Regions from separate parts of the Homo sapiens genome. Here regions 2, 3, 4, 5, 6 and 7 are each linked to region 1. Evidence: chromatin contacts called from ENCODE Hi-C or POLR2A ChIA-PET data. All regions are on one chromosome and are shown on one strand. The core of a region is the stretch at or near the end of the contact, and the rest is flanking DNA. Distances in the headings are between cores, read along the strand shown.

The links. A loop is a pair of places that touch in the nucleus more often than their neighbours do. ChIA-PET counts read pairs that join two places held with the same protein, here RNA polymerase II (POLR2A). Pooled maps may share reads with other maps.
Region 2: a map of sigmoid colon shows a loop between it and region 1 (8-fold over the local background). The contact joins the promoter of ARPP19 here to the promoter of DMXL2 in region 1. A Hi-C loop is called at or near these places in 1 of 168 maps with a recorded cell type or tissue (sigmoid colon), 2 of 37 single-sample maps with no recorded cell type and 5 of 50 pooled maps. POLR2A ChIA-PET finds 5 or more read pairs at or near these places in 2 of 52 experiments (K562 and activated CD4-positive, alpha-beta T cell).
Region 3: a pooled map shows a loop between it and region 1 (6-fold over the local background). The contact joins the promoter of TRPM7 here to the promoter of DMXL2 in region 1. A Hi-C loop is called at or near these places in 2 of 37 single-sample maps with no recorded cell type and 5 of 50 pooled maps.
Region 4: a loop to region 1 is called in a map with no recorded cell type, with 7 times the contacts of the local background. The contact joins the promoter of SPPL2A here to the promoter of DMXL2 in region 1. A Hi-C loop is called at or near these places in 1 of 37 single-sample maps with no recorded cell type and 5 of 50 pooled maps. POLR2A ChIA-PET finds 5 or more read pairs at or near these places in 1 of 52 experiments (T-cell).
Region 5: a loop to region 1 is called in a pooled map, with 6 times the contacts of the local background. The contact joins the enhancer-like site here to the promoter of DMXL2 in region 1. A Hi-C loop is called at or near these places in 4 of 37 single-sample maps with no recorded cell type and 3 of 50 pooled maps.
Region 6: a loop to region 1 is called in a pooled map, with 6 times the contacts of the local background. The contact joins the enhancer-like site here to the promoter of DMXL2 in region 1. A Hi-C loop is called at or near these places in 2 of 37 single-sample maps with no recorded cell type and 3 of 50 pooled maps.
Region 7: a loop to region 1 is called in a map with no recorded cell type, with 4 times the contacts of the local background. The contact joins the enhancer-like site here to the promoter of DMXL2 in region 1. A Hi-C loop is called at or near these places in 4 of 37 single-sample maps with no recorded cell type and 4 of 50 pooled maps. POLR2A ChIA-PET finds 5 or more read pairs at or near these places in 2 of 52 experiments (activated CD8-positive, alpha-beta memory T cell and activated T-cell).

The regions. Positions count from the first base shown.
Region 1 is chr15:51,621,425-51,624,215 of GRCh38, reverse strand. DMXL2 (Dmx like 2) reads left to right here and starts at 1,445. Exons shown (of 44, transcript NM_001378457.1): 1 at 1,445-1,757. The coding sequence starts at 1,671. RefSeq lists a silencer at 1,308-1,527 and an enhancer at 1,898-2,307.
Region 2 is chr15:52,567,639-52,570,429 of GRCh38, reverse strand. It overlaps ARPP19 (cAMP regulated phosphoprotein 19), which reads left to right and starts at 1,400. Exons shown (of 3, transcript NM_006628.6): 1 at 1,400-1,582. The coding sequence starts at 1,538. RefSeq lists enhancers at 871-1,000, 1,054-1,800, 1,801-2,549 and silencers at 1,471-1,530, 1,601-1,700.
Region 3 is chr15:50,685,403-50,688,193 of GRCh38, reverse strand. TRPM7 (transient receptor potential cation channel subfamily M member 7) reads left to right here and starts at 1,397. Exons shown (of 39, transcript NM_017672.6): 1 at 1,397-1,663. The coding sequence starts at 1,661. It overlaps LOC128092252, which reads left to right and starts at 1,477. Exons shown (of 4, transcript NM_001414947.1): 1 at 1,477-1,663. The coding sequence starts at 1,477. RefSeq lists enhancers at 1,006-1,185, 1,496-1,915, 1,445-2,309 and a silencer at 1,276-1,445.
Region 4 is chr15:50,764,300-50,767,090 of GRCh38, reverse strand. It overlaps SPPL2A (signal peptide peptidase like 2A), which reads left to right and starts at 1,385. Exons shown (of 15, transcript NM_032802.4): 1 at 1,385-1,623. The coding sequence starts at 1,558. RefSeq lists a silencer at 1,351-1,810.
Region 5 is chr15:52,464,857-52,467,647 of GRCh38, reverse strand. All of the region lies in intron 1 of MYO5A (myosin VA), which reads left to right. Among named protein-coding and RNA genes, the nearest start is that of MYO5A, 63 kb to the left of the region's middle. RefSeq lists enhancers at 1,196-1,485, 1,130-1,885. Within about 2 kb of position 1,352, at least 10 of the 41 ENCODE cell types and tissues checked have a DNase peak (open chromatin) inside an H3K27ac peak, as active enhancers do.
Region 6 is chr15:50,884,633-50,887,423 of GRCh38, reverse strand. No RefSeq gene overlaps it. Among named protein-coding and RNA genes, the nearest start is that of AP4E1, 23 kb to the left of the region's middle. Within about 2 kb of position 1,468, at least 26 of the 41 ENCODE cell types and tissues checked have a DNase peak (open chromatin) inside an H3K27ac peak, as active enhancers do.
Region 7 is chr15:52,226,126-52,228,916 of GRCh38, reverse strand. The region is part of intron 25 of MYO5C (myosin VC); the gene reads left to right. LOC105370820 (a long non-coding RNA gene) reads right to left here. Exons shown (of 4, transcript XR_007064638.1): 3 at 2,301-2,419. Among named protein-coding and RNA genes, the nearest start is that of GNB5, 36 kb to the right of the region's middle. Within about 2 kb of position 1,341, at least 5 of the 41 ENCODE cell types and tissues checked have a DNase peak (open chromatin) inside an H3K27ac peak, as active enhancers do.

The DNA.
Region 1 (2,791 bases), core at 196-2,695:
TTTCATTCCTCCTGCAACTTTCTACTGAAAAGATTACCAACGACTGACAGATCTTTGCCTCCAATCTTCCCCACCCTTCCCTTTATGCTTCAAAATGCTACAAAGTCATCTTCCCAAAGCAGCTCTGATTATATAAATTTTTGCTCAGAAACATCTGATATACCCCCACTGCATGCAGAGTGAAATCTGGGCTTCTTGGAGCATTCAAGACTCTCCATAATATGTTTTGGTAGGCCAAGAGTTAGACCACTTGGATACCTTGATCTCTTGCTAAGTATTATTTACTTTCCCTACCCTATAAATCATCTGCCTCAAACATTAATCTTTGTACCTTCAACACCCCCTCTATTTTCTGTACTGTATTTGCAGCATTTCTTGTCTATCTCAGCCTGTCAAAATTAAACTCAGCGTTTATGTCAGGTTATGTCTCCATAATGCCTTATCCACGCCCTTAGTCAACATTCTTCTTCCTCTTCTGTGGTGCATAAAGACTTTTATATCTCAATCACACCACCTTTGGCGTTCTGCCTGGTTTTACAGATAGTTATGTCTTGGTGTCCCCTACTTCCTTACCCTGTGATTTAAGCATAGTATGGGTTAGAACATTTGCCATGAATTGGCCTGTGGCAGGGAGCTGATGATCCTTGTTATCAACCATTCAAAGTTTAGCAGATAGTTTGGAAAATCAGGCGATTCTGCTAATTCATGAAATTACTCATGAAAAAAAGTCGAAAGGAGTCACCCGTCTCTAAGGCGGCTTTTTGCTGTCTAGAATAACCGTGACAAAAGGTGGGAGCAAAATAATTAGCTTTCAGGGGAGTATGGCTTCTCTAAATAGTTGCAAGATGCCTACATTGTTTATGTAAAATAAAATATCTTATGTACTGCACTTTCGAAAAGACTGAAGATATCTAAGATATCTCCAGGTGGAAATTCCCGGTGACGGGTGTCCTTCTGAGGTCAACGGCACTGACCATTGCACACTGTATTCTGGAATACGTTCAACACAGCAAAACCGGCTCGTGGCGCGTCCCCGGCGTCCGACTGCTGCGTGGCCCCGAGCGACCTGCACCCCACTCGCCCCCGCCCCCACCTCCGCCCCAGTCCGCAGCGGCTACAGCCCGGGAGGCTCCAAGGGAACTCCCGCACGTCTGCGCGCGCAATCACGGGACGGCGGGTCGGCGTGGCGCGCGCAATTGCCCTGGAAACCACGGCGCGCGCACGCGCAAACGCGGGTGATGGGGGGAAGAAAGACTGAGCTGAGAGCTTTGCCGCGGGGGGAGGGCTCTACCTCGCTCCCCCGCGGTGGGCGCGCGCGCTGGCCCGCTCCCTTGCTGCACGCTCCCGGCTCGCGCGTTCCCCCCGGTGCCCTCCCCCGCCTCACAAGCACCCTTGCCCTCCCGCATTTGTGCGCCGGTGCAGCAGGCAGTGGGAACATCCGGGCATTTCCGCAGCTGAGCGGCGACCCGGGCGGCGGCGGCGGTCGAGGAGCTCCCATGGCAGGGACGAGGCGGAGGGAAGGCGAAAGGGGGGCGAGGAGTTAAGCCAGAGCCTCCGCGGGGCGGGTTTCCGAGGGAGGCACAGAGGGAAACGGCTCTCGCAGCCCGAGGAGGGTCAGGCGCGGAGCTTGTCGCACCTCCCGCGCATTCTGTCCAGCCCGGGCTCCGGAGATGCATCTGCATCAGGTCCTCACCGGAGCTGTCAACCCTGGAGACAACTGCTACTCCGTGGGCAGCGTCGGGGATGTCCCCTTCACGGTGAGCGGCGGCCGGGAGCCCTAGGGGAAGATACCAGGGGCCAGACGCGGGGGCAGGGACCTCCTGTCCAGGGCGCACGCCTCCTCAGGAGGCTGTGAGATGTTGGTGGGCCCCACCCGTGGCCCCTTTGCAGCCTTGGGGTTTAGTTCCCCCTGGGACCCGTGGGACCGTGGGTCCTGCGTCTGGTGTAGGAAATCACCCGTTAGGGGAAAGGCTTAGGAATCCACCGCACTCTCCACCCCAAGCAAACGGGCCTGAGGTGACTGGACTAGAAGGCTCCTCCTAGGGCGGCCCTTCGGTCTGCGGTGGAGGAAAGTGGTGGTGCGGCTGAAACCCCAGAGCGTCCGTTTCGCAGCTGCTCTCGGCGTGGAGGCGAAGAGACTTGGTGTTGGTCTCGGAGCGTGGAGGTGAAGAGACTTGGTGTTGGTCTCGGAGCGTGGAGGCGATGCTGCGCCTTGGCTCCCCCTGCCCGCTGTGCTAGGGCAGCGAGGAGCTGCTGGAGTCTGTGGCTTTAAGCCTGACTCTGTATCTCCTGATAATGCAGGATCTTAATTCCAACAAAAAGATAGAAAAATTCATCCTCCGCGCCCGAAAGATTTAGAATGGAAAGGTTAGAGTCACAGTGGCTTGGAGAGCTGTCTCATTTATCAGGAGGTCGTAGTTTGGTAATCCTCCTAGATAATATTTTAATCTGTAAGGTAGCCTTTTTTTTAATATAGTAAGGCAATGTGAAAAATTTACAACAGTGCTTGTTTGAGAAAAGTGTATGTATACATAACGTTTTAGAATCTCCTTAAAAGCTAGATGAAGTAGACATGTTTCTCAAGGAGATTGGACTCATCAGTCCTTTTTGAGAGTGGAAATGTTTAAACCAAGCCTTGGAGCTTCGTTTACTCATAGATAGACTCCCATAAATTGAGTTCTTTTTTAAAGAATGAAATTTATACATGGTCTTCCTTATAAGGAACTGTAGGCAGCCAGACCTTTATTAAATATATTTTGTAAACTGTTCTTCTTGATAAAACTGGAAATTC
Region 2 (2,791 bases), core at 151-2,650, 950 kb before region 1:
CATCATTAAGTGTATGTCTATCAGATTTTAACTCAAGTTCACAAATACATTGATATAGGACATATACTAGAACGTCAGTCAATTTATTAATAAAAATACAACTGTTAAATGCTTCAGTGGCCTAACTACTGCACTCTTCTTTCTCTCTGCAGTTCTGCTTAAGGGAAAGGCAAATTTTCAGTATGTTACTTTGTGAGTATAGAAGGAGAACAAATATGTCGTGGATCTTACAGTTTCTCAGCTAGCCCAGCGTGAGACATTCTTAAGGGATATCTTTGTCAAACAGTTGGCCTGTTGAACCCTTTTATTTTCAATACTTCCTTGGCTGACAAATGCCTTCCTTCGTTTCTCCAAAAGGAGTGCAATATTAACTCTTTTTGTTTTTCTAGTTGCAATTCCAGTGCAATTCTTCCTGTCTGAGATTCTACATCCTGGTTGAGTTTCGATGGTTTCCAAATTCCTTATCCAGGCATTTAGGGTCTTTCAATTGTTCCCCTGCCCCCAGAAATGCATTCATTTTCTGTGGCTTTTTACTAGTTTAACTTTTAGAGGGCAATCTTATTTCCAAGTTTCTGAGGGACACTTTGTTGGAACCAACAAACATTGCGAGTAACTATTCAGATATCAAGTAGAATGAGGATTCAGTAAGAAGCCGCAGGACTTGGCAAATAAAAAGGTCATTGGGGGAGCTCAATGCTAGCAGTTTCGGTAAGCTTGTGGGAGTGGACCCCCTGGGAGTGGACAAATGAATCTGAATTCCTTCGTTAGATATCTAGGAAGTGCTGGACCCTCAGAGTAAAATATAAGTAATTACAGACGAGATCCCTGCCCTGGTGCGGCTTATCTGAGAAGGAAAGGTGACCTAAAGTCACGACAATTGTGTAATGATACAGTTCATGTTGTTGAGGAACTGTACAGGGCTGTGACAGCCTTTAAGAGGTGGCTCTGGCCTAGTGTAGAGGTTTAGGAAGGAAAGGTTCTGAGGCAGAGACGTAGGACTGGAGATGTGAAGGCGTGGCAGAGTGGAGCAAGACTTTTGGCGTGCCCAAAAGACAGCCTGTGTGGCTACAGAGCGGAGAGCGAGGAGAACAGAACTAGGCGAGGATGGGTAAGTGGAAAGAGTAAAATAAAGCTCCTAGAACGAGGGGACCAGAGTGGACAGGAAAGGGCGGGGAGGGGCGGTTCCACTTAGAAACTACAATTCCCAGGAAGCACTCGGCAGCCACAAACGGATGTGAGGTGAGGCAGGAGCGGCGACCTTTGAAGGAAAAAAGGAAGTGTTTGGACGACAGCGAGCGGGAGAAGCGGGGTCAAGTAGGTAGGGGTGCGGTGCGGGAGGGGCAGGCGGGCTCCGGCGTGCGAGGGCCTTGGCCAGCGGAGCGTTTCGCGGCTCCGTGTCGTCATAAGGCGGCGGCCATTTTCGCGGGCGGAGGCGGCCCGGCGGGCCCTGGGAGAGCTGGGACGGGCGGCGGCCGGGTGGCCTCGGCCACCCGCTAATTGCATCTTTTCCCGGCGTCTCGTCTGCAGAGGGAGCACTATGTCTGCGGAAGTCCCCGAGGCAGCCTCCGCGGAGGAGCAGAAGGTGAGCGCGCGGGGCGTGAGCCCTGGGCCCTGCCCAAGGCCGGGTCTGGCGGGCGGCCTGCTCCCGCCAGGCGGAGGGCCGCGCCCGAGATGCGGGGCCGAGGCGCATGAGGCCGAGGCTCCTGCGCCCCACCTTTGGCTTCCCGCCGTCGCTGGCTGGTGCGCCGACGAATTGGGAGTTCCAACGTGCCCCGCGTTTACTCCGAATCGTGCCTTTTGTAACACCTCCGTGGGTCGCGGTGTTCCTCAGTCACTTATATTTACGCGAGAGCCCAGGACGCAGGCTTTGGGCGTAGAGCCTAAGTTTTTCTGTAAGCCTCAATTTGGTTAGGAAGTTTTATTTTTTCCTTTGAAGAACTCTCCAACTACTTGTATTGTGAGCGTGCGGTTCACTCCAAAAGCAGTGCCTCGTGTGCGGGCCGCGATGTGGGCCAGGATTGGCATTTCAGGGCCAACCCTTGTAACCATGGTCAGTGAGTAAAGTCCGGCCTTCAGTGTCTTCACCTGTAAAGGCCGAATACTGGTGCTTGCCTCCCACGGCGGGGTGAGGCCTAGAGGAGGTGAGTCAGGTGTAGTGTGCAGCGCAGTCTGTGCTCAAAAAGGTTTCAGTCGATGGGACTCAAATATGGTACTTGACTAAAAATCGAAAGGGTGGAATTTTAAAATTTTACTCACGAAATTAATCAGGGTTTTATTGGAAACAGGAATATTTTGTAAACGCCCTTGTGTCTTCCTGATGTAGGGGAATAGGCCGGGAGTGTCACTGTGGTTCAAATTATGAATATCAAGCCTTTGTATTTATCTAGGCTGGTGTTTGTCTCTCCCACTGTAATTATTTCCACCGCCCTGCCCTCCTAGGCAGGTGTGACTGGCCGAGAAGTGAGAAAGGGCCGAGGTATCTTGTCTCCTAAATTGTTTATCAACAATTTTTCTTACAAATCAGGTTGTGTTGCCGTTAAATACGATTTTGGTCTACTGCTTGACCTTCGTGCGGGTTTCTGCTTAATGTTGCACTTATGTCCTAATTAAGTTGGGAATTGGATTAGTGTTCTAAGCCCATTCCATATGTTCTTAAAACCGTGTTAACTTTTCTTAAGTTGGGTGCTTCTGTTAGGATGTTAAAGTAATTGAAAAACAAGAAAACATATAGCATAGGTAAAAGTCCAAGTTACCACATTATTTGAGAATATCCCGTGAAAATAGATATATT
Region 3 (2,791 bases), core at 148-2,647, 940 kb after region 1:
AATGTGTAGGCCCAACTGAAATCCAGAAGATAAACATTTATTGACTGCATGCATAAATTAGTCAAGATGCCTTCCCCAAGGCTGACAATTTAGTGTGACACATATATTAAAACATTTTTAAGTCTTGGTTCTGCTGGACCTGCCAGATGGGGAAGAAATACACAATACCTGAAGATTGTTCACAAGCTGGGGGAACCAGTGGGTGGATTAGTTTTTTTTCTGAGAGAAGATCCTACTTCAGTGAATTGTGGGTCATAATGTTTGAGAGGCAATAATTATGCTGAATGAAAGAAGTTAGACGGAAAAAAAAGGTGCGTGCTGTATGATTCCCGTATATAAAACTTTAGCATGTGCAAACTTATCTGTACTGAAAGTAGATCTGTAGTTGATAAGGGACGTGATGGAGAGGGACGAGATGAAGGGATTATGAAGGGGGGGGAGGAAACTTAGAGGTGAATACGTTCATTTGATTATGGTGATTTCATGGGTGCACAGGTATGTCAAAACTTATCAAATTGGACATTTAAATACGTGCAGTTTGTCATGTCAATTATTTTAAAATAAAGTCGTTTTTAAAAAAGAGATAAGACAGTCAGATCCCTGAGGGTCAGATTGAGGAACTCTCGAAGACTTCAGGAGCAGAAAGATGTTAAAGCAGTTTTAAGAAAATTAAACTGATTGTGGTCTTCCCAGTAGATAAGGAATAACATTTAGTAAACCATTGCTAATAGCCAAACCTTGGCATGTGTGACAGCAAAATAAATGGAAAGGTGGATAGGTACATATTACATCAAGGGAACAACCCAGTTTTTGGTGCAGAAGGTGTGGTGTATGCGTGTATGTGGGTGAGTATCTCTGGAGGGAAAAAGACAGTCCCATAGTTAAACAAAGAAGAATATTTACCGGCAGCAACAGGAGAGGCTAGAGAAAGAACATGATTGGGGTAAAAAGATGATTCTGCATTTTGGACGAGGAGAGAGTAACATTTAAAGCCTCTACTCGCTCTGAAGCACACAGAGTGTGTTGCGACACTCGAGTTTGCTGGAGCGAGTCGGCACAGGCCAGGCCTAGTTAGCGGAATGAGCCCACACAGCAACTCCAGACTGGATCCGCAAGCCTTGAACCTTAACCCTCAACCTCCGATTCCCCAAGTTCCACTCTCGTAGCTGAGGCTGAAGTTTGTCTAAGTCCCGCCTAGGTACCCAACGGAGATACGGCGTGAACACCCCACCACTTTCTGGGAACCCAGAGGCGGTCGGCGTGGCGGCGCGAACCTGCCCAGCGCGTGCGCGCGGCGCGCAGGGAGGCGGCCTGGAATCGAGGGAGCGCGCGCCCTTCACGTGACCCGACCCGCGGGCGGCGACGCACGCGCCGCGCCGCGCCGCTCACGTGGTCCGTCCCCAGCCCCGTCGCCGGCGGAGGCGGGCGCGGGCGCGTCCCTGTGGCCAGTCACCCGGAGGAGTTGGTCGCACAATTATGAAAGACTCGGCTTCTGCTGCTAGCGCCGGAGCTGAGTTAGTTCTGAGAAGGTTTCCCTGGGCGTTCCTTGTCCGGCGGCCTCTGCTGCCGCCTCCGGAGACGCTTCCCGATAGATGGCTACAGGCCGCGGAGGAGGAGGAGGTGGAGTTGCTGCCCTTCCGGAGTCCGCCCCGTGAGGAGAATGGTACTGGACCCACGCAGGCCCGGGCGGGGAATGGTTCTGGGGTTGCGGGCGGTAAAGGAGAGACTTGGCAGGCAAGTGTGTGGGGAGCCGCGTTCCATGCGGCGAAGGACCCTCGAATTGCCTTGAGGCTTCCGGATTTGTCCTCTCGGGACGGGTGTGCAGTTCGTTCTGGGGTGAGGGGCGGGAGCAGGTAGCAAGTTAGAGGCGACACCTCTTCGCGGGAATCCCCTGAGCCGAGACTCGGCTCCCAGCGAGGGCCTCTCCAGGCGGCAGAGGCGCGAGCCCGGGACTACCTGGCTGGGCTCAGCTGAGCGGCCTCAGCGCGCCCGACGCAGGGCTCAGCCTACAAGCTCCGCATCTCCTGGGAGCACGGTCCTCCTGGCGCCAGTTGCTGGCAGATAAGGGAACCAAATGCTCTGCTCAAGTTTTACATGGAAAAAAGGGAGGGAGGGCTAGAAGGGTGCAAAAAGGGGGTAGAGGACACGGGTTTGGAGCAGTGCCTTGTTTGCTGTGCAGCGGATACTCTACAGGTACATTTCCTTTTTGGAACCAAAAGGGAGGGATTTGACAATATTGATGGTAGATCTTTTTTCTTTAGCAAGAATTAAGGATTTTGGTGGGTGGGGGGAGGCTTCTGTGGGGACCAAGACAATGTACTGTCAGTCAGGATTTAAGTCGAACTACCGCATCCCTTGCCCCAGAGAACAGTTGATCGTGTTTTAAACCGAAAGGTGCGGAATGGAGAGAGGGAGGCGGTGCATTGCAGCTTCCGATAGAGCTTTTTATTTTTGGATATCAGGAACCAATTTTGAAGATTTCTTAAGAAAGTCATTTACATCAGGGACATGAAGAGCAAAGTAGGTATTTTTGGTCAGTACTTGAATTTGATAGGCTTTATGCAAACAACTCTCCCTCTGCTGGAGTCTGGCAAGTTTGCTTTTCACTGGACGCTAATTCAAGTGCCATACAAAACTAAAATAAGAGTTTTACTTATAACACAAATGTAGTAATACTTTGAATAAATAATGTGTCTTTCACTATTTTCCACCTTATTCTTTTTTGTTTGTTTGTTTTGAGACAGGGTCTCACTCTGTCGCCCAGGCTGGAGTGAAGTGGCGCGATCTCCGC
Region 4 (2,791 bases), core at 136-2,635, 860 kb after region 1:
GGAGGCCAAAGCGGGTGGATCACCTGAGGTCGAGAGTTTGAGACCAGCCTGACCAACATGGTGAAACCCCGTCTCTACTAAAAATACAAAATTAGCCGGGTGTGGTGGCACGCGCCTGTAATCCCAGCTACTGGGGAGGCTGAGGCAGGAGAATTGCTTGAACCTGGGAGGCGGAGGTTGCAGTGTGCCGAGATTGCACCATCGCACTCCGGCCTGGGCAAGAAAAGCGAAACTCCGTCTCAAAAAAAAAAAAAAAAAAAAAAGAGAAAGGAAAAGAAAAGAAAGTGACTGGACAGGTACTTTAGATTGGGTATGTCAGGAAGTCCCGTCTGGGGAAGCGACATTGAAGCTGATAAGTGAATGTCAACAAGGCAGGCATTCTGAGCTTTGGAGAGAAGAGCACTCCAGCAGGGAGGACTACCAGAGCAAAGTCCGGGCGGCCCACCAGAGCAAAGGCCGGGAGGGCCAAAGGTCCGTGCGCCTTAAAGTGTGGGAAAGTAGTGAAGATGGGGAGACAGGAAGGCAGGGGCCAGATTTACCTTTGCAGGCTAGAGTAGAGTTTTGATTTTTTTTTTTTTTTTTTTTTGGAGACCGAGTCTCGCTCTGTCGCCCAGGTTGGAGTGCAGTGGCACAATCTCGGCTCACTGCAACCTCCGCCTACCCGGTTCAAGCGATTCTACTGCCTCCGCCTCCCGAGTAGCTGGGACGACAGGTGCGTGCCACCACGCCCAGCTAATTTTTTGTATTTTTAGTACAGACTTGGTTCCACCATGTTGGCCAGGATGGTCTCGATTTCTTGACCTTGTGATCCGCCCACCTCGGCCATCCAAATGCTGGTATTACAGGTGTGAGCCATCACACCCGGCCAAGTTTTTATTTTATTCCAAGTGTGATAGAGAGAGACATGATCTGACTTATATGTTTTGAAAGATGGCTCTGGGACTGTTATGTGGCTACTGGGCTGTCCGGAGGGGAAACTGAGACCCGTTTGGAGGAGAGGGAAGTTGGTGGCCTGGATAGAGTGGTGGCAGCAGTTCTGGAGAAAGTGGATGGATCTGGGTTATGTGGTGAGTCAGAGTGGCCAGGAACAAATGACAGGCAGATGAATTAGGGTGACCCTTAGATTTCTGGCTGCATGCAACACTCGGGTAGTTACTGGGGAACCGAGCAGACGCTCAGACACTTCCGAGCCTTGAGAAATCCGTTCTCCCGCCAGGCTTCGGTGTGAGTTAAAGTCGGGCAGCCGGAAAGCGACAGGCTCAGACCCGCAGCCGGTGGCCTCGTAGCGCCGGGACGCCGGGACGCCTGGATACCGGGAGAGCGCTGGGACTCTCCGAGCCCGGCGCGGGGGTTTCCGCATCTTACGGGCGGGGCCGGAAGAGGAAGTCGCGCTGCTGTGGCGGCCGCTGTAGCAGCGGCGGTCCAGTCGTAGCCCGGCCGCCCGCGCCTGTCCGGTCCGGTCCGGCCACGGAGGCAGCGCAGCGGCGGGACTCCGAGCCTACCCCGCCGAGTGAGCTGCGCCGCACCGTGCCGTCCCACCCGGCACCCACCAGTCCGATGGGGCCGCAGCGGCGGCTGTCCCCTGCCGGGGCCGCCCTACTCTGGGGCTTCCTGCTCCAGCTGGTAAGGGGGCGGGAAGGCGCGCAGGCCTCCCAGGGGCTGGGCGGGGCCGGGGCCAAGGCCGGGGCTCCCTTCCCCTACTCCTCGCCCGGCCTCCCCTCTGCCCGCACCTCCGCGGCCTGCTCTCGCACTCCTCTTTCCTCCCCTCCTCTTTCCATTACTCATCTCTTTCCTTCCACCCTCCTCTTTTCCACCCTCTTTCCCCCAACTTTCCCGCCCCCCACTCGGTTCCCGCCCATTGAAGTCTGGCGAAATACCTACCGCAAAAAGATCAGAGGAGCCCCTTAGGTTGCGTTGACCTTGATGCTTCTCGATAGTTGCTCACTGTCCCAGCATATTTAAAATTGACCTCTGGGTTTTATTGTCTAAGCCTTTCTTACCGCTTTTTACCCTTGGGAAGAAAAAAAAATTATACAAGGCGCCAGTATGTTTAGCGGTTCGAGGACTGCACTTTAATTGCACTAACACGGATGTCTTTTTAAAATTCCCTTCCCCCACTGTAGCTCCTGCTTCGCCTTAGGGCTCATTTGATTCTGTTATGAGGGTTTTTTTTTTTTGGAGGGGGGGTTTTAATAGCAGTAATTTAAAATAACTTTTAAAAGAAGACACCAAAATGTAATGCTTTTAGTGGTTTTCAGTTTTCTGCCTAATTTAAAGGGATGGGTGGGGAGCGTCGGTTAAATGTAAGTAAGAAATATGTGTTCATAGATTTGTTTTCATAGTCACAGAGAAGTAATAGTGTTTTAAAATTCAGCCTCAAGTAATTCGAGCTTCAGTGTGGGAGTGGGGTGTCAGGAACCCGGTGTTTCAGTTTTTGTTTCTAGTGACTTTTACTTAGGGAGTTTCAGGTTGGAAACTTACGCATGTTATTTATTACAGAATTGGTGTCGTGTAAGCTTGTTTCGTTCTATTAGAATGTGTGATTTCTTTGAAAGACTGTTTTGCTGACTCTCCAGTTTAAGGGGTTAGTATTAGTGAATACAAAAGTGTCTTTAATATTTATTGAAAAACCAAAATCTAAGCCAAAAAGTAAGTGCCTTTTGGTGTATTCATAACTTTGACAGGCAACATCAGGAACCTGAGAGAATGTATCTAAAAATTGCTGGGGGAGGGGAGTTCGATATAAAAAGAGCAACAAAGTAGCAGTGTTAGTCGGAGTCTTTAAGGTGTT
Region 5 (2,791 bases), core at 103-2,602, 840 kb before region 1:
CTAAATCTCTTTCTTGACTTGGGAAATTTTCATCAATTATTTCCTTAAATAGGTTTTCAGAACTTTTTGCATTTTCTTCCTCCTTGAGAATACCAATAATTCGTAAGCTTGGTTGCCTTATGTAGACCCTAATATCTTGATGTCTTTATTCATTCTTTTTTCCTCACTTTTGTCTGATTATGTTATTTCAAAAGACTTGTCTTCAAGTTTTGAGATTCTTTTTTTCTGCTTAGTCTAGTCTATTTTTGAAGCATTTCAAATGTATTTTGTAATTCCTTCAATAATTTTTCAGACCCAGAATTTCTGTTTGTTTTTGAAATCTGTCTCCTGTAAATTCCTCATGTGCATCCTAAATTGATTTTCTGATTTTCTTTATATTAGTTTGCAGATTTCTCTTGCATCTCATTGAGCTTCTTTAAAATCAATACTTTGAATTATTTATCGACATTTCAAGGATTTTTGTTCTGCTTAGGATCTATTGCCAAATAATTATTTTGTTCCTTTGAGGGCGCCATAATACCTTGCTTTTTCATACTTCCTATATGTTGATTTCTGTGTATCTGAAGATGTGACTATGATGCTGATTGGGTAGGGCCATTTGTCTGCATGAAGTGACAAAGACTTTGTATGATTTCCTTGGATATACATAGCCTTAATGCGGTAGCTTTCTTGAATGCTGGTTGTAGTGGCGTACCAGGCAGTGAGCAGACACACAACCTCCTGTGCAGCTGTGATGTCATGGGTGATAGGGGCAGTAGTTGTGAGAAGCTCTTCTCTTTCTCAAGTGCTGTGCTCTTGTGTTAATTGTTGCAGTGGGCTCTTCAGGCTGTCCCAGAAGGTGGATTGGGCCATGGAACCCCCAGGGGCCTGGATCCTGCACCCTATCTTGGAGTGGGGGGCAAAGCTGGAATGGAGCTAAGTTAGCTAGGCCTGCACTCAGACCACCTACCCTGATGGGAGTGGCTACCTACCCTGATTTAGGCCTCTGGTAAAATACCTGGGTTAGGGCTGACCACTGTTATGCTGATGTCTCAGCCTGGGAAGGGAGGGTGGTTCTAGCTTCACAGCCTTGGCTGGCAGACATGGGACCTGCTTCCCTCTTACACCCCAGTCTTGGCAAGGTTCATGCCCCCATCTCAACTATGTTAGCCAGTCTGGCTGTTCACTTAGTCACTACAGTTTGCTTCTCGTCTGCAGTGCAGTCTTGGGCTATAGGAGTCACTGTGCAGCTCAATACTACACCTCTCTGGCACTTCTCCTCCTCTGGTCCATGGGTGGGGTTGGGGGGAGCCCAGTTTCAGCACCAGCAGCTGGAGCCCATACCACACTCATTTCTCAGTTCTGGCTGTGGGAGCCCCTCCCACAGGTTTCAGTTCCCCAAGCCCCAGCCTGAGTCTCTCTACTGCCAAAGACTGCTGCTGCTGTGGCTAGCTCCCAGGCGTGTGAGGTGCAGCTTGCTAAGTAAGAGCTAGGAAAGAGAATAGGGTCCTGCTGTAGGTGTCCAGTCTGAAGGAATGCCTGGGATACTTCCTCAAGCAGTTCCTTCTCACAGTCTCCTGGCTGCTCCGCATGTTAGATCTAGGGCTTAGAAGGGGCAAGGTACTTTCCTGTGGTCTGGATTGCTCGATTCCCTAGTGGGAAAGTGGACCACAGAGAGATATGTACCCTTTTCCATATTGGGGATTCACTCCTGGTTTTTGGCCGGTCCTGGCCATACGGGCTACCTACCTTCCTTCTTCTCAGATTTTGGAGTTTCTTTTTGCTTTTCTGTTGGACTCATTGCTTTTCATGTCAAACATATTATCATGGATAATATGTTCAAAGTATGATTGTCTACACACTATTTTGGTTCTTCTGAGTTTATGAAGTGTGCTAGAAAAGCCTCTAGTCAGCCATCTTGGGCGAAAAAAATCTCAAGATGTATCTTTTTCTTAATGATTTGTAAGAGTTCTTTTTAAAAGTCTTTTTAAATTTATTCTATTTATTTTCTAGAGACAGGGTCTTGCTCTGTTGCTCAGGCTGGAGTGCAGTGGCATGATCATAGCGCACTATACTTTCGAATTCCTGAATTCAAGCAATCCTCCTGCCCTAGCCTCCCAAGTAGCTGGGACTACAGGCAAAAGTTCTTTATACATTAAGGGACTTTGCTTTTTTACAAATATATTTTTGGTCACCCTGTATTTTGGGTTTGTTTATGATGTATTTTGGCACCCAGAAGTTTTTTATTTTTCTGAAAAATATTTTATACCAACCATTCTTTCAAAATTATAAAACCTAGATCAACTTTCATAGCTGCTTTTCTCGGCTAAAATTAAGCTAAAAGGACACTTAATAAAAGGGGCAAGGATAGGGGATCATGGGAGGAGTTAATAAGAAAGCATCATGCAGCCCAAAGTTTAACACTTCCACTTAAAGATGCAGGCCAACAGGGCTTTTTTGCTTAAGGTGTCTCAGCCAGCAGCAAGATGGCCTACTCATTTGCCCTCTCAAAGCCAGCTCATTATAGAATTCCGTAATAATCTTGCCCTGACCTTACTACCAAGGCTGCTGTTTCCAGGTCAAGAATCTCCCTTCTAGTGCTCATCATTAATGAGGTAATACCAGTGAAATGTCCCTCCTTGCCCCTGCCCTTAGGTAAAGCTGACTCCCAGTGTGGCCAATACAGTCTCTATTTGCCTAATATGGATGACATTTTGGAAGCAATTATGTGTATATTAGATAAATCCTGTCTACAGGCTAAATGTGAGTGACAGTCATATATACATAACTAGGAAAACGACTAATCATAAGC
Region 6 (2,791 bases), core at 219-2,718, 740 kb after region 1:
TAGCTGACAAATTGGATTTTATCAAAATTAAAACTTTTGGGTTTAAAAGACATCCATAATAAATTGAAAAGATGTAGACTGAAAGAAAATATTTATAACTGATGTATGTGATAAAGGGCTTATATCCAAAATATACAAAGAACTCATAACTTAGTAATAAGAAGACTAATAATCTAATTTTAAAATGAAGTAAACATTTGAATAGACATTTCACCAAAGAGGATATGTAAATGGCTAATAATCACTTGATAAAATGCGCAACATCATTAGTCATGAGGGAAGTGCAAGTCAAAACCACAATAAGATAGCATTAACACACCCACTAAGCTATAACCAAAAAGTCAGACAATACCTAGTGATGGAGGAGTTATGGGAAAACCTTCACATATTGCTGATGAGAATATAAAATAGAACAGCCACATTGTGAAATTGTTTGGCAGTTTCTTAAAAAGCTAAATAGATTTGCCATACAACTCAGCGATTCTACTAAGTATCTACCCAAGAGAAATGAAAACATATATTCATGCAAACACTTGTATAGAAATGTTCATAGCAACATCATTCATAATAGCCAAAAACTGGAGACAACCCAAATGTTCATCAACTGATGAATGAATAAACAAAATGTAGTTTATCTATATACAATGGACTATTATTCAGCCATAAAAAGGAATGAAGTACTGACACATGCTACAACATGGGTGAACTTTGAAAACATTATGCTAAGTGAAAGAAGCCAGTCACAAAAAACTGTATAGTGTATGATTTCATTTATATGAAATGACCAGGAAAGGAAAATTTTTAGAGACAGAAAGCAGATCAGTAGTTGTCTGAAACTGAAGGTAACAAGTGAGGATTGACTGCAAATTCTCTTTTTGTTTGTTTGTTTTGTTTCTTTTTTTTTTGACTGCACATTCTCACAAGTAATTTTCTGGGTGTTAGAAATGTTCTAAAACTGGATTGTGACAGTGGTTGCACAAAGCTATCAATTTACTAAAAATTATTCACTGTACACTTATAATGGGTGAAGTCTTATGGTACATAAAATATATTTCAATAAAACTAAGAAAAAGTCTCATGAATTTCAGAAATGCTAATTTATTATTGATTGACAGCTTGCTACAGGATCTTTCTGGGGCTTAGTGACTAGAGATGCATGCAGAATTAGAAAGATAAAATAATTTGTTTAGAAAAATTAGTAGATTGAGAAGGGTTTGGTGGTGGTCAGAGAAAAACCTTGGGAATGGCAAAAAGTTAGGAAACTCTCCAGGCTGAGAAAGGCCTAGAAAAAGAGACACTGGGTGGTGTTCTGGGGACTGCAGCAGTGGGGATTTAGGCAACTTTGTATACAGTTCCACTCTCATGCCCAAGGGGGCGCCAGAGCAGCAAGCCTCAGTCGTGACTGTGGACGTTCCTAGCCCCTAATGCTGGGTCACGGTACTGCGTTCATTCAAAACCTGACCCAGGTTTTTTAGAGACGAGGACTCTCCATTTTGTTTTATTATCTTTCTTGAGAGGCGGAGGGAATTTGCCTGAAGGTGGATTCCTTTTTTTTTTTTTTTTTTTGAGACGGAGTCTCACTCTGTCGCCAGGCTAGAGTGCTGTGGCGCAATCTCGGCTCACTGCAACCTCCAACTCCCTGGTTCAAGGGATTCTCCTGCCTCCACCTCCCAAGTAGCTGGGATTACAAGCATGCGCCACCATGCCCGGCTAATTTTTGTATTTTTAGTAGAGATGCGGTTTCACTGTGTTGGCCAGGATGGTCTCGATCTCCTGACCTCGTGATCCGCCCGCTTCGGCCTCCCAAAGTGCTGGGATTACAGGCATGAGCCACCACGCCCGGCCGGTGGCTTCCTTTTAAGTCTGAAAATGCAGCAGGAAGAGCCAAGTGAGGCCCTGTGACTCTCTATGGAGAGAGGCAGTGGTTACAGCCCAAAGAGCCCTAAGAAGAGCTTTTTCAGAATGACACATACTAGTTTCTTCCCCTCCTTTCATGACTCAGGTCCACATTTCACACAGACTTTTGCCTGTGCCAGACTTGCCTCTGCCTTGACCGCTAGCCAGCAGACTGTGTCCACAGTGTTTTCCCGCTCCTGCTACCCGGTCTGAATCAGCCTGGTAAAAACATTAGCTGGAAGATATCTGTTTACTGGGTAAATTCCTCTACAACAAATACCTTTGCAATGAAAATCTCTATTTAACCAAAAGTTCTCCACAGCCCAGTTTATGTCTAACCTAGTGCAAGCAGTAATCCATGAAATAAAACTCTACTCCATACCACATATTTAGACAGTCAAGTTGAGCTACTTGTAAAGAGATTTGACCTGTAATACTTTTATTTTCCCCGAGGAGCTGGAAATATAAGTAGAGGTAAAAACAGAGTCCCCTTTGCACTTGGAGAGTATTTTCCCACATGCACTCATTTTAAAAATCCAGTTCCCAGGAAATCTTTGTAAGGACTTTTCTCAATAGTCTACCAGATCCAGGACAAGGAAGAAAGATAGGCTCCAGATTGGATAAGCAGAGACCTTCCCAGAAGGAAACAATGGGAATTTAATATTCAAGCAGGCCCTGATCCAGAGCATTATGGGAACTGACCAAGGGATCAAAAATGAATCAAGTTAAAAAGAAACTAAATAACATTCCAAAGAAGTGATAGTACTGTTGAAGCCTGAGGCTATACTCCACCGCGCCCAGCCCTGTACTAATATACTAACGAGAATCAAAACTTCAAAAACTACGTAGATCATATGACAGAATTAATTGCATCAGTAGTCCTTCTATACTGCTA
Region 7 (2,791 bases), core at 92-2,591, 600 kb before region 1:
AAATTACATTTATGTAAAGTTATTTAAATATGTCGATGTAGAGAATACTCCCAAATTAGACTGTAAATTGAGGTGAATCCTTATTATATAATCCATCACTATAAATCTATAAACACCTGCATTAAAGTTAAGTTACCTTATTATCAAAATCTTTCATTTAAACTGTTATTAGAAAATTTACTAAAACAATTATCCAATGCACAGTGTGGTGAATGTAGTTAATAAGAGCATATTGTACATTCAAAATTGCTATGAGTAAATCTTAAATGTTCTCACCACAAAAAATGACAAGTATTTGAGGTGATAACATGTTAATCAGCTTGAATTATTCCACAATATATTCATAAATTATAACATCAATAAAGCTATAAATTTTCAATGGTAGAAATTTTTAAGTAAATTTTTATAAAGCTGAGAAGGAAAAATCACATAGAATTTTTAAAACTGCATAATGATATATAAAAATATTGTTACCTGCCGGGCACGGTGGCTCAGGCCTGTAATCCCAGCACTTTGGGAGGCCAAGGCAGGTGGATCATGAGGTCAGGGGTTCTAGACCAGCCTGACCAACATGGTGAAACCCTGTCTCTACTAAAAATACAAAAATTGGCTGGGCGTGGTGGCAGGTGCCTGTAATCCCAGCTACTCAGGAGGCTGAGGCAGGAGAATTGCTTGAACCTGGGAGGCGGAGGTTGCAGTGAGCCGAGATCGCGCCACTGCACTCCAGCCTGGGTGACAGACCGAGACTCCGTCTCAAAAAAAAAAAAAATTGTTACCTGTATCTATCATTAAAAATATATAAATATTCCTGGGCAATTTAATAAAATGCTCTAGAGAAAAATGAATGAATGGATGAAGTAATGATCCATGCTTGGACAATCAAGGCTTAAGTGAATTGTTTCCCTACCAGAAAAGTTAAACCTGAGTGTACCTACGTTCTTAAATGTAAGACATTTCATCATTAAGTTGGAAAGCTTTTAAGCTTCTACTAAATATGTGAAATACATATTAGTAGAGTATTTGTAGGATTATGGAAATAGTCTCTGTAATTGTCATGAACTAGCCATGCGTGGTTTAGAAGAGCTTTTGGAATTGCATCCGGGTGGCCACTGAATTCCACAACTGAAGTGTCTGTCTTTTCTGGGCCCCGTCCCCTATTGTTTAAAAGTAGGAGGTCAGACCACATGATCAGGAAGGGTCACTTTCATTCCTGTGACTGCTTCACTCTTAGCAGCCACATGAGCCTGATGTCAGTCAGTCTGTGGGAGTCCTGTCATCTGGCTGAGGTCTGAGGTCTGTATCTTAAATGTAGGAACTTGTGAGACTGCGCTTGCAGAGAGGTACCAGTAGGTGTCACTCACTTCCTCTTTGGTAGCTAAGACTGGTTCACTCTCCAATGTGATCCATTAAGATTACTTGGGGCTGGGCACGGTGGCTCAGGCCTGTAATCCCAGCACTTTGGGAGACTGAGGTGGGCGGATCACGAGGTCAGGAGATCAAGACCATCCTAGTTAACACGGTGAAACCCCATCTCTACTAGAAAAAAAAAAAAAAATTAGCCGGGCGAGGTAGCACACACCTGTAGTCCCAGCTACTCGGGAGGCTGAGGCAGGAGGGTCGCTTGAACCTGGGAGGTGGAGGTTGCAGTGAGCCGAGATTGCACCACTGAACTCCAGCCTGGGTGACAGAGTGAGACTCCGTCTCAACAAAAAAAAAAAAAAAAAAATTACTCTGGGTTTTTGTGTTTTGTTTTTTGGGTTTTTTTTGAGACAGAGTTTTGCTCTTGTCACCCAGGCTGGAGTGCAATGGCACCATCTTGGCTCACTGCAACCTGCCTCCCAGGTTCAAGCGATTCTCATGCCTCAGCCTCCCAGGTAGCTGGGATTACAGGCATCTGCCACCACACCTGGCTAATTTTTTTTTGTATTTTTAGTAGAGACAGGGTTTCACCATGTTGGCCAGGCTGGTCCTGAAGTCCTGACCTCAGGTGATCCACCCGCACTAGCCTCCCAAAGTGCTGAGATTACAGGCGTGAGCCACCGTGCCCAGCCTACTCTGGTTTTCAAAGAAAATAACTCATGATCATCAAGTTATATGTGTTATAGTCAGTCTTAAAAGCCTAAGTAAATGCAAATCTGACTTGGAACATTTACTGAAACATTACAAAGAAAAGCATGGCCTTCAGGATTTGGATAGTCCTGAGTCCCCCATAAACCTGGCATGTGACCCTGAACGTGCCAGTCAGCCTTCAGTTAAATGTAGCTGCTGTTTGCTAATTGAGAAAAGATCACTCTACTTACCTCATAGGCCTGTTAGGAGGATTAGGTCTTCTAGGTAAAGTGCTCAGCACATATCAGTTTGATTCTCCTGCTTACTCTCTGTAGAAACAGGGGCTGGAGCCCTTAAATACTCAGGGTAACTGAAAAAATATCAAGGAGAGTTTATTCACCTCTGCTGTCCCTGAAAGTCCTTATATCTCCCTCAGATACAAAGCAAAAGCACAGACCTGTGATTCTTATTCAAGCTGAGCTCACAAGGGAGAATAAAGGCAGAATACTGCCTCTTCCCCACAACCAGAGCTGCCCAGGCCACCTCCTTCCCAACAGCCAGCTAACTCCCAGACCTCCTGGACTCACCAGTCTCTGCCACTGCTCCACATCTAAGCTGAGCTGAAGCCAAAACCCACAGTTATGAAGGTGGCAACTTTGCCCATGTCCTTGCACTCAATATTTTATTATCCATTAAAAGAGAATTTTAGCCCGTGATTTTACCTTTCTCAGTCTTCCCCCTG